Regions from separate parts of the Homo sapiens genome. Here regions 2, 3, 4 and 5 are each linked to region 1. A link is a contact called in ENCODE Hi-C or POLR2A ChIA-PET data. All regions are on one chromosome and are shown on one strand. The core of a region is the stretch at or near the end of the contact, and the rest is flanking DNA. Distances in the headings are between cores, read along the strand shown.

Evidence for each region. Hi-C counts contacts between places; a loop is a spot of excess contacts on that map. ChIA-PET counts read pairs that join two places held with the same protein, here RNA polymerase II (POLR2A). Pooled maps may share reads with other maps.
Region 2: a map with no recorded cell type shows a loop between it and region 1 (3-fold over the local background). The contact joins two enhancer-like sites. A Hi-C loop is called at or near these places in 3 of 37 single-sample maps with no recorded cell type and 4 of 50 pooled maps. POLR2A ChIA-PET finds 5 or more read pairs at or near these places in 2 of 52 experiments (GM12878 and endothelial cell of umbilical vein).
Region 3: a map with no recorded cell type shows a loop between it and region 1 (4-fold over the local background). The contact joins two enhancer-like sites. A Hi-C loop is called at or near these places in 18 of 37 single-sample maps with no recorded cell type and 4 of 50 pooled maps.
Region 4: a map of aorta shows a loop between it and region 1 (3-fold over the local background). The contact joins two enhancer-like sites. A Hi-C loop is called at or near these places in 3 of 168 maps with a recorded cell type or tissue (Caco-2, aorta and ascending aorta), 7 of 37 single-sample maps with no recorded cell type and 7 of 50 pooled maps.
Region 5: a loop to region 1 is called in a map with no recorded cell type, with 2.1 times the contacts of the local background. The contact joins two enhancer-like sites. A Hi-C loop is called at or near these places in 3 of 37 single-sample maps with no recorded cell type and 2 of 50 pooled maps. POLR2A ChIA-PET finds 5 or more read pairs at or near these places in 2 of 52 experiments (H1 and OCI-LY7).

What each region holds. Positions count from the first base shown.
Region 1 is chr5:124,518,065-124,520,989 of GRCh38, forward strand. No RefSeq gene overlaps it. Among named protein-coding and RNA genes, the nearest start is that of LINC01170, 81 kb to the left of the region's middle. Within about 2 kb of position 1,527, at least 4 of the 41 ENCODE cell types and tissues checked have a DNase peak (open chromatin) inside an H3K27ac peak, as active enhancers do.
Region 2 is chr5:124,033,673-124,036,597 of GRCh38, forward strand. No RefSeq gene overlaps it. Among named protein-coding and RNA genes, the nearest start is that of LINC01170, 400 kb to the right of the region's middle. RefSeq lists an enhancer at 1,617-1,666. Within about 2 kb of position 1,424, at least 2 of the 41 ENCODE cell types and tissues checked have a DNase peak (open chromatin) inside an H3K27ac peak, as active enhancers do.
Region 3 is chr5:124,056,014-124,058,938 of GRCh38, forward strand. No RefSeq gene overlaps it. Among named protein-coding and RNA genes, the nearest start is that of LINC01170, 380 kb to the right of the region's middle. RefSeq lists an enhancer at 699-888. Within about 2 kb of position 1,383, at least 10 of the 41 ENCODE cell types and tissues checked have a DNase peak (open chromatin) inside an H3K27ac peak, as active enhancers do.
Region 4 is chr5:124,900,962-124,903,886 of GRCh38, forward strand. No RefSeq gene overlaps it. Among named protein-coding and RNA genes, the nearest start is that of ZNF608, 160 kb to the left of the region's middle. Within about 2 kb of position 1,475, at least 9 of the 41 ENCODE cell types and tissues checked have a DNase peak (open chromatin) inside an H3K27ac peak, as active enhancers do.
Region 5 is chr5:124,789,655-124,792,579 of GRCh38, forward strand. No RefSeq gene overlaps it. Among named protein-coding and RNA genes, the nearest start is that of ZNF608, 44 kb to the left of the region's middle. Within about 2 kb of position 1,468, at least 3 of the 41 ENCODE cell types and tissues checked have a DNase peak (open chromatin) inside an H3K27ac peak, as active enhancers do.

The DNA.
Region 1 (2,925 bases), core at 277-2,776:
ATCCCCTCCTCCCCCATTAGTGTTTAGTTGAAAATTCACTATCCTGAATTCACATCAAAGCTTATTTATTTTTCCCATTTTCCTTTGATATAGGAATCAGCTAAGTTCTAAATAATAAATGTCAGCTAAACATTTGTAACTCCCCAGTGTGTATAGACTTGATGGTAGCAGTTCCCTGAATCCTTTGGGGGAAGCTGAAGGCACCAGATCCTCCCTCCCCAGAAACAGGGGTAGTCACCTTATGCATATATGACCCAGAGCTGGCCTAGAAGATGCTCTTGTCTAGGGCTTTGAATCCTAGCATTGTAATGCCAAAGCACGAGAACTGCTTGGATTCACCTACAGCAGGAGATGTGATAGGAAGGAATATCCTCATTAATTGAGGAGGAGGCTGCAGATGGAGAGGTTGTCCCTTCAGTAGCAGAAGTCCTGTCCTATAGTACTGGTGGTAGTGACATTCTGGTCAGGCTGCTTCTGCTAAAACATGACGGCACTACTCCCTGATTGTTGACTCTCCTGGCTTCTGTCCACTTTCCCAATTCTAGTTCTTCAATCTCCTATCAATTCTGAAGCCCCCAAGAACTTTGTGAAATTTCACCTATTTGCTTAACGACACTGGAGACCATTTGTGTCCCTCACAACTAAAAGATTCCTAATGAACTTAGAGATTGTGGCTGATAATTAGATAGTTTGCTACTGTAAGCAGAATATATTTCTTCTTAACAGAGCTTGCCTGGTTTGACCATTGAGCTGCCTAAAGCATGTTATTGTTTCTATAGTGTCAACAAATATGCTATCCCATTTCATCCTCTCATTGATCCCAGAAGGGCACAAGATATAAAAATATAAATATTTCCAGCTGGGCATGGAAGCTCACATCTGTAACTCCATATTTCCAGCTAGGCATGGCAGCTCACATCTGTAATCCCAACACTTTGGGAGGCCGAGGCAGGAGGATCACTTGAGGCCAGGAGTTTGAGACCAGCTTGATCACATAGAGAGATCTTGTTTCTACAAAAAATTCAAAAATTAAACAGGCATGGTGGCTTGCGCCTGTAGTTCTAGCTACTTGGGAGGCTGAGGGGAGTGGATCACTTGAGCCCAGGAGTTTGAGATTGCAGTGGGCTAGGATTGCACCACTGTACTCCAGCCTGGGTAAAAGAGTGAAACCCTGTCTCCAAAATAAAAAAAAAAAGAAAAGAAAAATAAATAAATATTTCTAACTCAGTGGTGGTAAATTTAAGGTTCCCAGATAGTAATTGACTTGACCAAGGTCAATGCAGTATTAAGGAATAAATCAAGATTCATAACCAGAACTGATCTATGTTCAGTCCTTTTTTACTATACCACTTTGTCTTCTCCAAAGGAGTTGCTTTAACTGCAATAGCCCAACATAGAAAAGGCTTTTTTATCAGCAGATGGAAGGGAATGCTCCTGAAATTTTGCCCAAAGGACTGGCCCCTTGCTTGTACAGGCATAAGTAATCACCAGCTTGCTTAATTCTAGCTCTGCACATTGCCATGACTCAGTGCCACTGGCTCTCCAACAGGATATAAATAGACCCTCAGAGGAAAAGCAGATTCATGACAATTAACAGTCTATGTGGTATAGCACAGCCACAGAAACTAAATGGCTATACCGATTGTGCCCCCTTAAAAGGTGTAAAACTTCCTCTTTCATATTTCATTTCAGCCTGTAACTTTTTTGACATTGTCATATCACCTCCCCGTCCCTGCTATTTTGACTTCTTCCGGATCTGGATGCAGTATGAATTCTAGAAGTACAAATTCTTTAAAATGCCACCCAAGAGGCTTAATCTATTTTCTAAATTTCCACCTGTCTGAAGTCTGTCCTGTACACCTTCTTCTAATCTAAACACTTGTTTTTTAGTGTTGCTTCTTAAAAGAACGAGCAGGCCTTAAAAGCTGATGTTTTGGCAAAGACAGAGTACAGGAAAAGTTACCTGAACTAAGCAACTTGGAGAAACAAGTTTGAAAGATAGTTCCCCAGCTGCAAGTGGTGTGTGAGGGGTAGACCACACCTGGGTCTGAGGGTTGGTTAAGCTAGTGAGTGAGTATCAGAGATGGATTAAAATGACTGTGGCTATAAGGAAGATGAATAGAGCAAGAGCATGAATAATGACACCAGAATAACAGGCATATTTCCATTCCTCTTTATACACAATTGAGCCACTAGAATTTGAAAGCAGACTTGTAATTGCTAGAGAACCTCACTCATTAGAAGGAGTAATTTTGAAGGGGAACATTCCTAGGGATTGAAGATGGTATAACAACTGTGTGAGACTCCCCTAAGAAGTGTGTGAAAGAGGAGACTAGCAGTGAGCAACTCTACTTCCTGCTACAATTCACTGTGGACAGGGAACAACTCCTATGGAACTTCATGAAGGAGGCCTAAACCTCTGTCATCCACTGGGTTTTGTGAGCAGCCCCATTCTGCTTTCTATCATGGAGAGTAACAAGAAATTGAAAATGAATATGAGTTTTGTGGCTTACAGATATGTAAACATTCATATCCTTCACAGAGGCCGGGCACGGTGGCTCACGCCTGTAATCCCAGCACTTTGGGGGGCCGAGGCGGACGGATCACCAGGTCAGGAGATCAAGACCATCCTGGCTAACACTGTGAAACCCCGTCTCTACTAAAAATACAAAACATTAGCCGGGCTCGGTGGCGGGCGCCTGTAGTTCCAGCAACTAGGGAGGCTGAGGCAGGAGAATGGCGTGAACTTGGGTAGCGGAGCTTGCAGTCAGCCGAGATAGCACCACTGCACTCTGGCCTAGGCGAAAGAGCGACACTCCGCCTCAAAAAAAAAAAAAAGAGTTAGATCGCAGAAAATTAAAAAAAGATAACAGCCAGAAAAAAAATGGTATATAGCCCACATCCCTGGGGTAGGGCCAGCAGTAA
Region 2 (2,925 bases), core at 174-2,673, 480 kb before region 1:
TTTATTTTATTATATCCTCTCTTAGCCTTTTAAAAGATGAGAAAAAAAAGGCATACAGAATTAGCTGCTCCACATCACAATAAATAATCAGGGATTGATCCCTCAAGCCTATGCTGATCCTGATTAAATAGGAGTGTGTTGGGAAGAATGCTGAAGCTGTATGGGCACAGTGAGAACCAAGGTCATAATCTCCTGGCAATATTACTGACAATGCGTGGGTACAGGGCAGGGAGTGGTCATAAATGTATTTGTCAGTTGCATACTAAAATATCAAGGGAATAATAAAATGACAGCCCTGTTTTGGCCCTCTGTGACCCAGGTCTGTACACTAGAAAGTTACACTTGCATTGGGCAATTGTTTGGCCCTCTGCACAAATCAGGATCAAAACATAGTCTCTCATATGTTAAACATTATAAATTAACTACATCATGTTTCTTCTTTCACATTTTTAGACGTCTCCTAATCATTTTACTGCCCATTTAATACCTATAAACAGTAATCTTTCTAAAGGTTTTTATATTAACATATTCCTTTCTGGGCTTACTCAGACAAAACACCGGCTTTACTAAAAGCCCTTGGTCACTCAGTAAAATGTTATCATTCATCCCATGGTGCTGTGTAACCTTGCAGAGAAGCCTGCCTCATACATAAGATCAATAATAATTGTGATGTACCCTGTATGGGCAAGATTTGGTACTTCCTTTATGAAAGACTGAAAGACAGAAAAAAGAATAGTGTTACTGTTACTGGGCACATTTATTCTCGTTTTACAAGCACTATGCAATTTAATTTGGATTCAACTTCCCTATTCTATAATCTGCACTTCTTTCCGAATGCCAATAGGAAGGAAATGGCAAATCAGAAGAGTCTAGTAAGTGCGCATTTTAAACATAAGGCAGGAATTTTAGATCTACCATGTGTCAGATCTTTGTTCTTGGTTCATCAGGCCACAATTCATGCCAAATCATTTATCTTATTTTTATTTCAAGACTACAATTGATACACTATGAAGTGTAGCAGTTAGAGAAAATGATTAATAGGTCTCTTTAGCTGTTGATAAATGGTTGAGAACATAAAAATGGAACAAAAGAAACAACAACTATAGATTATAGAAATAGTGATCCTGATGTAGAATTGAAGTCTTTCATCTATTTCTGGGAAAGAGGGCAATAATCTAATGAGAATATTTCTCTATTTTCCCACTCTGAACTCCTTATTTACAAGTAGACATATTCTTAATTTGCTTTTTGATAATGTAAATCAGTACTATATTTTAGACTATGTTTTAGAAACTTTAAAAACTTCTTTCTATACGTGTCTAATTTGAGGCTGCCGGGTGATTTGGTTCAGCTAGGATGTGAGTTTTACTCAGTTCTCATTTCAAAAGCAGAACGTTCGGGCCACTATTTGTCAGGTGATTATGCTCTGCTTATGTTCATTCAGGTGGTCACTGAATTGCCTGCAATCTGCACCATTAATCAAGTTGCCTACTTGGTTGTTAAGGGAACTGAAAACCCCCGCTCAGCTATTTTTTCCAATCTGGTGTTTTTCATGGTTTCACCACTTTATCATGTTAGTTACTGAATTTCCCTATTTTGCATTCACTTGTTCACTCACATTAGAAAAATACATCAGTGTATGTATTTTAGTCTGCATAGAAATCTGGCAATGCCTTTTAAGTCGACCCTGATAAAAAGAATACTAAGAAAATTTTCATAGCAAGAGATGTAGCTGGTCTCCAAAAGATAGATTTAATTTACTAGCATGGGAAATAATAACAGAATCATTTTCTATTTACCAATCAAAACTATGTCCATGTATTTCCACTGTCATTATCTACTTTATATTTAGTGGAAATACTTAAGCAAATATTAATAATCAGTATAATATTCCTGAGGACTCTGACTCTGTCTTTAGAGATGAAATTAAGGAGAGAGCTGAGCAATTACCAAATGGGTTTTATCCACAAAGACAAGTCCTAGAAAAGCCTTGCTAAAGCGATGCCTTGCCCTCAATTTAAAAAATCTTTTCTGTAATCCATTTCACCCTGTTTTAAAAAATATTAATTAACTAATCCAACAAATATTTAATGGGCACTGATTTTGCTATAGGCTTTGGGGTATTTAAAAGATGAGAATACCCTCAGGAAGTTCTAGAAATGGGGAGTCCCCATAAGTTCGATCTCATACCCTCTCTTTAACCCCTGTCCACTTAATAAGTTTCAATATGGTGCCCCAGTATATCAGATGAAAAGAATTATAGCATTGAAAGTGTAATAACTATGTGAAAAATGGATGAAATAAGCTATATTAATTATGAAACACATTCATGATGTCTTCAACTAAGTCTAAAAAATGTGTACATTTTTCAAGATAGAAAAATAAATTCACAGTTTATGACTACAAGCTTTAGGAGAGATGGGTCACTATGCCATCCAATATGTATGTATTGTATCACATCCTAAGCTGTTTCTCCCTGTATATTCTAGTGAAGCAGAGAAGCTAAACAGCCATGACAAGTACAAGGACAGGTTATCACATGTGCACATAGGAAGGGCAACTAGCCAGCAACACGTCTATCAGAGATTCTTTATTTCAGCAGGAATGTCCTCTGAATTATCACCTGTTTTTCCTAATAAAGAGACTAGGTCCCTAGAAGGTGACAGTGGCAAGAGATAAACTGTAGGTGTTCATTTACTGAATGTTTTCTCATTATACGTTTGTTTATTGGACATACATTCAGTAATCTCTCAGGTGCCAGGTTTTGCATCAGCATCTGTGATGTTACTATGTCTTCTAGAAAGAAAATAAAAATCCCAGAAAGAGCTTCAGATTCATTATCTTGTCCTCTACCCAGTGAGCTATCCAAAGTTTTGTAACTTTTGTTTAAAAAAGCCTTATGTCTGCTGGGAGTGAGTTTTCCAA
Region 3 (2,925 bases), core at 133-2,632, 460 kb before region 1:
GAAACACATTCATCTGCCACACTTCTTCCTTGCATTCAGAAGCTTGACAGTGATGAGTTTTACTTGACTATGTCTTTAGAAACAACTCTGGGCTTGTTCTGTAACCCTAACAGAGGCAGCTGGAATTTACAAACCCACTGTGAAATGTGATGGGCTCAGTGTGTTTCTTCTCCAGCAGTGTCTTACTTCTCTTAGTGAAATTTCTGTCCCAATCTTGTGAATAGAAAAGCGAGGCTGGGGGTTTGGGGATGGAGTGGGAGGAAGGAAAATCTACATCATAGAGAAGGTTTACATATAGAAAAACACAGCATAGTGGGGTAGATCTCAAAGTCTATTGCAGTTTTCTGAAGGGCAGAAGGTGGGTTTTTTGTTGTTGTCTATCATTTTCCTTAGAATTACCAAGGGTAAATTAAGTGCTGCTCTAGAAGCCCTGTCATGGCCAACAACTCGGCAATGGACTGTTGAGGTCTTGAGGTTTCTGCAGAGGTATTTTCAGTTGGTGGGGCTCCAGCACTTTCTTGTTCCGCAGTTCTAAGCCTATTTGCATGAAGCATTCTTCAGGTTAACTGCTCAACTCTCACCTTCATGAATCTGGCATATGAGCAATTATCTCTCTCCAAGGACCGGCATTTGTTGGTCTGATTTTCTCGTTCATAGAGTGATGAGATTTCTGCTTGACGTCCTAGTGCCCCTGAGCCTGGCAGGACATGAGTGGTACTCCTGGGCAACCACAGCACTGTTCCAGATAAGAGCAGTTCTCACTCTGAGGACCCTCAAGTCTTCCATGAACTCAGGTCCTTAAAGACACAAGAACAAATACCTAAACGGGAACTGCGCCGAGACGTGTGTATGTGTGTACATGTGGGTACCTTATGTGGAAGCACACACATGTACATGTGCGCAGGAGCTGAAGGGAGCATGATAATTCCCTACGATGCCATGAATAAGAGAACAGCTGTTTATCTCAGATATTAAAAGAATGTCAATTGGGTTGAGTTTTCTTTTGGCACAAGAATAAGGAATGCTTAAGTTTCCCACTTGCATTTAATTTATTTTTAGGTTTATTCACCACCATTTGTCAGGTTTCTTGAGCGTGACCTGAAACTGACCTTTAGATAAACGTGAAGGCAAACAGAGCCCTGAAACTCTATCTGTATGTTCTTTTGTCTTGGGAACTGTAAATCGGGGCATTAGGTGAATAACACAGCTTGGCTTTGTGTCATGAAAAGTAATTCGGGCTGTGGTAAGGGCAGGATTTATGAAGCTGTCTGGCTAGACTTGGGCAAAATGCCAGCTTACACCTGCCTTGCAGATATGGATGTGTGCAGTTGTCACCTTGCTGAAGCAGCCAAATTCCTTTCACTGGATAGAGGCATTGCTCTGCCACCAAAGCTGGGAGCGGGTAGGGAGGCACTGGTGGGGGCACCTGCTGTGGAGGAGCGAAACAGTCTTTAGGAAACAGACAGCATAGACTTCCCTTTTTGAACTTCCCTTTTCTAACTCCCAGGCAAAACTCTCTTTAAAAAAAAATGTAATTACTATTTCCAAAACATTGTAAGTAATCTTGTGGGGTTGGCAAGAAAATGAAAGTAAATCAATTTGCAAAGCTTTACAGCTTTTTTTTTTTTTTTTTAATGAGAGATTGTGTCATAGCTAAGGTGGCTATATAATTTATCATCCAAACAGGGACACTTTTCAAAGTGAAAAAGGGAGGGCTGTAATTAATTCAGCCAGGACAACAGGCATAAATTGGGGCTGTCTGAGGCAAACCAGGATGGACGAGGACCCTAGTCATGAAAATTTACACTGCCACACAATGAACCCACCAAAGGACTGTTGTGTTACAAGGATGCTTCTCTAAGAAGTGACAGAAATTACACTGTCTCGTTGATGGTGCTGGACTCCCTCCACAAAGCAGATGGCCAAATTGTCATGATGCCAAATCACACTGCAGAATTTCTGTAGTAAAATCGTCATGCGCCCTTTTTCTCAGTGCCTTCCCCATCTCAGAAAAGTGCAAAAGCTCAGCAAATCCTTGCTTTTCCTGAGAATGGCCATCAGATAATATACAAAGCCTGGTCAGCATCTGATTAATTAGGATAAAGGCACAAGGGAGAATGTACAGTGTATGGGGAATAGCACTGATCTTTTTTATCTCAATGCTAATGAACTTTGACATGAACTTCCCCTTCTCCAGCAAAGTCATTTCTTAGAGTTTTCAGCTTTCTCCCCACTTTCTCATACTTTATAGCTTCACTGGTGTATTCATTTCATATGGATGCCATAACAAATAATAAAAAAATTTGGTGTCTAAAAACGAGAAATTATTTTCTCATAACACTGGGAGCCAGAAGTCTGAAATCAAGACGTCAGCAGGACTATGCTCCCTCCAAAGACTTTAGGGGAGAATTCTTCCTTACCTCTCCCAATTTGTGGTGGCTCCTGGTGTTCTTTGGCTTGTGGCAACATAACTGCAAACTCTGCCCCTCTTTCCACATGGCCTTCTTCTTGGGTCTCTGTGTCCTTTCCTCTTTTATAAGGATACCTGTCATTGAACTTTGTGCCCACCTTATATCTGGGATAATTTCGTCTTGAGATTTTTAAATAACTACATCTGCAAAGATCTTATTTCCAAATAACATTCTGAGATTCTGGTTTGACACAGATTTGGGGGGGAACATTGTTCAACTCACTACAATTAGTAAATGACAAACAAATAAATTTCTAAAAAGTAGTCCTTAAACTCCTGGCGACCCCTAGCCCCCATCCAGGTAATTGACTGCATGTGTTGTGAAACCCAGTGCCTCTACATTGCTTCTCTTGCTGTGCGGTTCACATGACAGTCCAGAGGAGGAGGCTACCCACAGAGAATGTATAACTTGAACTCAGCCTTAATAGAAGCTTAATAGAAGTTTGGATAAATTG
Region 4 (2,925 bases), core at 225-2,724, 380 kb after region 1:
GGACATAACTTTTGGAGGGCACCTTTCAACCCACTACAGTACAGTTTAATCAATTTGTGTTGTTTGTCGTGGAATAATGATGATGGATTTTATTTGATTGTTGATACTCTTAAAATGAATGGCTTGGTTAGGACTGTGGTCATTGGCTGGGCAAATTTTGCTCTTTTTGGCATTAACTTACTTTCATGGAATCTATACCTTGGTTGTATTAATTGACTATCCCATGAGATGAGTACTTTGAGTAGATAGGCAAGTTCTCTAGGAAAAATATTACTCATACAGCCTAAGAATGTTAATTTTGGCTCTCCCTCACTGGCAAGGTAACAAGTCAACATCTTTACAGTAACCAGAGTGTGGGACCATTTATAAAGTACACAGATTCTCATAGTGGGAAGGTGAAATTACTTGTAGAGAAAAATACAAAAACATAATTTTTTCCACACACTCATTTGCATTTATAGCAAGGGAAGATTTTCCCCCATCCCTTACCCCCACCACACCACATCAACACACATACACAGACACACATACTTTGACTAAATATCCAAAGTGATTTTTAGCAACTTACAATGTATAGATTTAGTAAACAACAATTACAAACAATGAATTTATTTCCTTCATTTCTTTTTAGTACATTCCAGACTTTGTTTTTAATCTTTAATTATTGCTCCCTTAAGAAAAGTGATCCCACATTTCATTTACATATTGTGCCATTTCTCAGTAAATATAAGGGAATCTTGCCGTACAAGTCTATTGCTTTTCTTTTCATTGGTCTTTCTTAAACCAAGCAACATGAATTCTAATTATTTTATCCACTAAGAAATGAGAAATTTAAATCAATGCCTTTAAACATAGGACTACATGAGGCTTTTAGATCATTAGACGAAACTAAATGCAATACTTAAATAACTGAGTTTACAGATACTGCCAGAATTTTACTGCTACCATTTCTATTCGCTTTTGCTGTTTTTAAAAATAATAATACCAGGGTGTTTGGTGAAGTATAGATGACCCTTAGTGTACCTGAGTCAGTGTCAAATATCCAGTTTTCTCTGGAGCTTCTTGTGTGGTCACCTATAATTGCTATTCAAAGACCCACAGGACAAGCTTCCATGTCCAAAATGTACTCATTCTACAATTTGACCCTTCAAGGTGCTATAAAAACATAAATATATTTCTTTAGAGAAACTCTCTGCTGCAGCATGGTCCTTTGAAACCGTCCAATTTGCTCTGTGATTCCTGCTGAGATATGCATTACATCATGGTCTATTTTTAGCTTGTTACATTAATCAAAACCTATCCCACTTATTAAACAGCTTCCTGCAGCTCAGGCATTTGAAATGCAGAGTGCCAGCAAGCAGCTGCCAAACACCATGAAGGAAAGAGGTGGGCTAGGTTGGAGTAATGTACAAATTGAATTTCAAGTGACTGAGCAGCCTCTTTATCTCTTGGTGACACAACCAGGGGCTGTAGCGGTGTTCTTAAAGGAAATGAAACCCAGAGCCATGGTTCACTCATGGGGTGGTTACCATGGCCCTGCCCAGCAGTCTTTCCGGAACTGCTGATGAGTGTGACCTTTGCAAAAATGCACAAAGCCTTGATTTCTGCATGGTTAACCTTTACAAGCCAGAACCCCTCTGTGAAACCTACCCACACCAGAGGGAAGCTTCAGAATCAAAACAGACACATACACATTTTATGAAAGAGCAACTACAAATACACACATGCACACACATATTCTCAGAGGATGAAGACATTGAACGCATTTTCAATTATTCTCTCAACTGTGTTTTTTCAAGCATTTACATTTGTCTTCCTCTGGAGCAAGAAAGTGCCAGTACTCGGTGCAGTGTCAACCCTGTACTTAAACTCATTTGCTGCACTTCAGAATGGCCTTGATCGGAATTGGTAGTGGGAATGGAAATTACATATTTTCAGGATTTGCTAAGAGTCACCTAGACCATTTGCTCACAGTTAAATAATGACCCAGTGTGCATGGTGAGAAGGAGTGGATATTAAATTAATAGCCTCGATTTCCACCACTGATCAAACCAGGAAAACCATTTTGATTTGATAGTGTATCTCAAACGTGTTCTTTATTCCAAATGTATTGAATGTTCACTGTAAGGGTAGGAAGCTCAGAGCATTATGAAGGTGACTATAGCAATATTCTTTACCTGTTATAATGACAAATTAAACTTTTTTCCCATGGCTTCTTCCTGTTTTTAATAGCATTTTGTTTTCAAGCAAATCTAATTTTTCTCATTATTAATATATTGATTCACATAGCATTCATTATTTAAAAAGCTATTTACACAAGCTAACCTAGTCCTTTTTTAATATCTAGTTCTAGTAATATAGTAGTATATCTTTTATATACTACTCTCATATGATTTGCCTAGCAAGGCTGTGATGTAATTAGAACAGGTTGTTATTATTATTGATGAAAATACTAAAGTCCTAAGAGATTAAAGAGCATGTCAAAGGTCAACACAGCAAATCACTAGTAACCCTGGAAGGCTAACCTCTCTTTTCTGTAATTTCTCTGAATAATGAGGGATATGGCAATAGGGATATGGGGAAACCAGTGATTTCAAAAGACACTTTGATTCACCTTTATAGAGTCTCAATCTACAACTTTCTGTTTACCATACTCGCTTAAAAATCCTTGTCAAAGTGCAGGAAACCCCTGATCTGCAAATACCCAGCTTAGAAATGATCCAGCCATCCAGACATCAGCCTCCTTGCTGTCTTTTTACTGTCAACTGATCAACTGTGGGGAAATGATGTGGGCGGGAGGTGGCGGACAAACTTCAAGAGACACAGTTTAGAAGCCAGTGGAGAAAAAAGTGGGAGAGAGGGTTCACCACAGAAGAATAAAGAAAGAGCAGATAATCTCTAAATACATTCACTTTTTGATTCATT
Region 5 (2,925 bases), core at 218-2,717, 270 kb after region 1:
TCTCAAATTTTGTCTTTAAGAAATTATTATTCTATGTCTCAAGTTTACTTTGTAAATAGAAAAAAAAAACATAAAAATTCCTCAAGCCTCTAATGTTTTTCTTAATGTAAAAACTATCACAAAAAAATGGGAAATAGTTTTTCTCCCATAAAATATTCCCTGGACTCTCTCTCCTTCTTTTTCTACTTTTTTGCCTGTAATAGTCTTATCTTCCTCTATGACTTAAACAATCAAGAATAAGTTGATGACCCCCAAATCAATGTATCCAGCCCTGTTGTCACTCATGAGTGCCATAACATCCTAACAGAAATCACCATTCCCATGACCTTCCATGCCTTGGTCCATGGCATTATCATCTGCTTATTTGACACAACCAAATCCCTTGGCATCTTCTTAGATTCCTTTTGCTCCACCGTCCACCCTCTGGCTCCCTTCCGGAACTCTATTGACTAGTTCTGTCATATCTGGCTCCACAGTGTTTCTCTCCACTCTATGGGTTTAAGCTGTTATCACGGCTTTTCTGGATGACTTGTACTCTCTTCCACTTTGGAGACAGTGATTCTAGTTTCTTACCAACTAATCTGCCATCCAACCTGCCTTTGCCCCAAATAATCATTTTCCAATACAATCTGATTATTCTAACTTTTCTGCTTCAAATTCTTCACAGTTTTCTCATTCCTTTTAGAATAAAGTACATGTTCAAAGACTTTTGCAATCTGGCTCCAAGATACTGTACAATCTCATCTTCTACCACGCCTTCCAACTCTCCTACACAGTCTTGCTTTCTGCCCCAGCCCCAACAGATTACTCATCAGTCTATGAACACTCACTAAGGCTTTATGTTGTTTCCTATGTCTAGATTGCTTTTCTCATCTTTCTCCCTGTCTGAAGTTAACTTCGGTGTTTTCTGATTTCCCATCACAATCAGCCATTCTCCCTTCTGTACTCACACCAAATCATGTTCCCAGTGCACATGGTATTAGTGGTATTAGTGCTCCTGGTTGGGTTATGCACTTATTGGAGGAGGCAGAGAGAGGGAGGGCTATGTCTCATTCATCTTGGCATGGACAGCTCCTAGCAGGTGCCTGGTGTTTAGTATGTACTAAAAGATGTTTGGTGAATGAGTCTTTATTTTGAATGCTCAGAAAGACCTTAAATTTGACTTATAAGCTTTCAGAAATAGGAAAAAGGCCTACAGATTCATAGCAGTTGTATGACTACATGTGGTAAAAGCGAGCAAGTTATATCCAAGACAGACTGCAGCAAGGTAAACCCATTTAGCTACAGTCCCTTCTCTGTCTTTTAAGACATGTCTAATTTGAGATCCCTTTCACGTGCTCCCCTTCCAAGGTTTAATGTATGTGATTAATCTTGACTTGCCTTAATACTGCTAGGAATGTGGCAATGACCTCAGCTGAACACTGGCAAAGTGATTAATGTTACATGAACTGGATAAGGTGGTTTTTTTTTTCCCCCTCTGCTCTAGCTCCTGAATAAACACATTCATGCAAGATTCGGTTGCAGACCTTTGCTCGATGGAAAATGTACCATGATTTCAAAGAGTAATGTTTCAGATGCAATAAACAACGTTAAAGGAAACACGGTCCTTGTTAAAGAAAATGCTGTTTCAGGCTAAAGTCCCAGTGATCATAAAAGATATATGATGCAATAAACAAAATGAACCATAGGCAGACAGGTCCATTCGATGACTAACCACTGATTGAATTTTCCAACACATTTAGACTTTCTAAGAGATAAACTATTCACAAAAGGTTCGTGTTAAATATAAGGCTGTCATTTCCTTTTTATGTTTCTAGAGGGGTCTGAGAACAGTAGAGGATATTCCTTCTTTTTTTCTTTTTTTTTTTCTATTGGTTGTTTGTGGTTTTGAATTTTTTATGATGTGAGAAGACTGGCAAACAGTTGCTATGATTGTCAAATGCCTTAAATCAAGAAGAGAGAATGCAATAAAACACAGTTTCCATGGTAACACATTGTAACCTAGTACCTCTGGATTATGAGCCAGCTCACATCTATGATCATTACTTGTTGACAGGCATAAATTGAGCCTAAAAGCATTAATTTTAGAGATAAAACTAGAATGTGTAGCTTAGTTTTAATAATGTTTAAATATTTCCAAGGTAGTGGCAGCAAATCAACTCTGGTTGTGTTATTATTTAAATAATGTTAATAAACTAACCACAAATACTTTTTGAAAATGTACAAGCTTTTCTCTAAAAATGGTGTAACATCTGTGTATGCAGTTGGTCCTCCACATTCCTGGGTTCCACATCCATGGATTTAATCAACCTCGGGTTGAAAATGTTGGGGAAAAAAAGACCCACAAAATTGCCAAAAGCAAAAGTTGAATTTGCCACCCGCCGAGCATTGTGTTGAATTCACGTGAATGTGGTGATGTGTAGGCATTGTATTAAGTATTATAAGTGATCTAGAGATAACTTAAAGTATATGAGAGAATGTGTGTAAGTTATATGCAAATACTAGGTTATTCTGTGCAAGGGACAGAGCATGTGCAGATTTTGGTACAATTCCACATAGATACTGAGGGACAACTGTATAGTCTTGAGGCTGCAAGTGGTAGCTGACGTGTTTTTGATGGAGTTTAAATAATCTGAAATCAACAATGATATGGAATGATAGCCAGACATTTTAAGGAAGGAATGTTGTTCAATATGGACAAATTCCTAAACATCTTGATAGTAGAGTAACTCCTAGAACTCTTGTAGGACATTCACACACAATAATTTTTAGTAGACATAAGTTCCTTTTCCTCTTTTTAAGGAGCCTGAGATAAAATGTGGATGATCACATGCTTTTTTTTTTTTTTTTTTTTGAGACGGAGTCTCCCTCTGTCACCCAGGCCAAGAGTGCAGTGGCGCCATCTTGGCTCACTTGCAAGCTCCG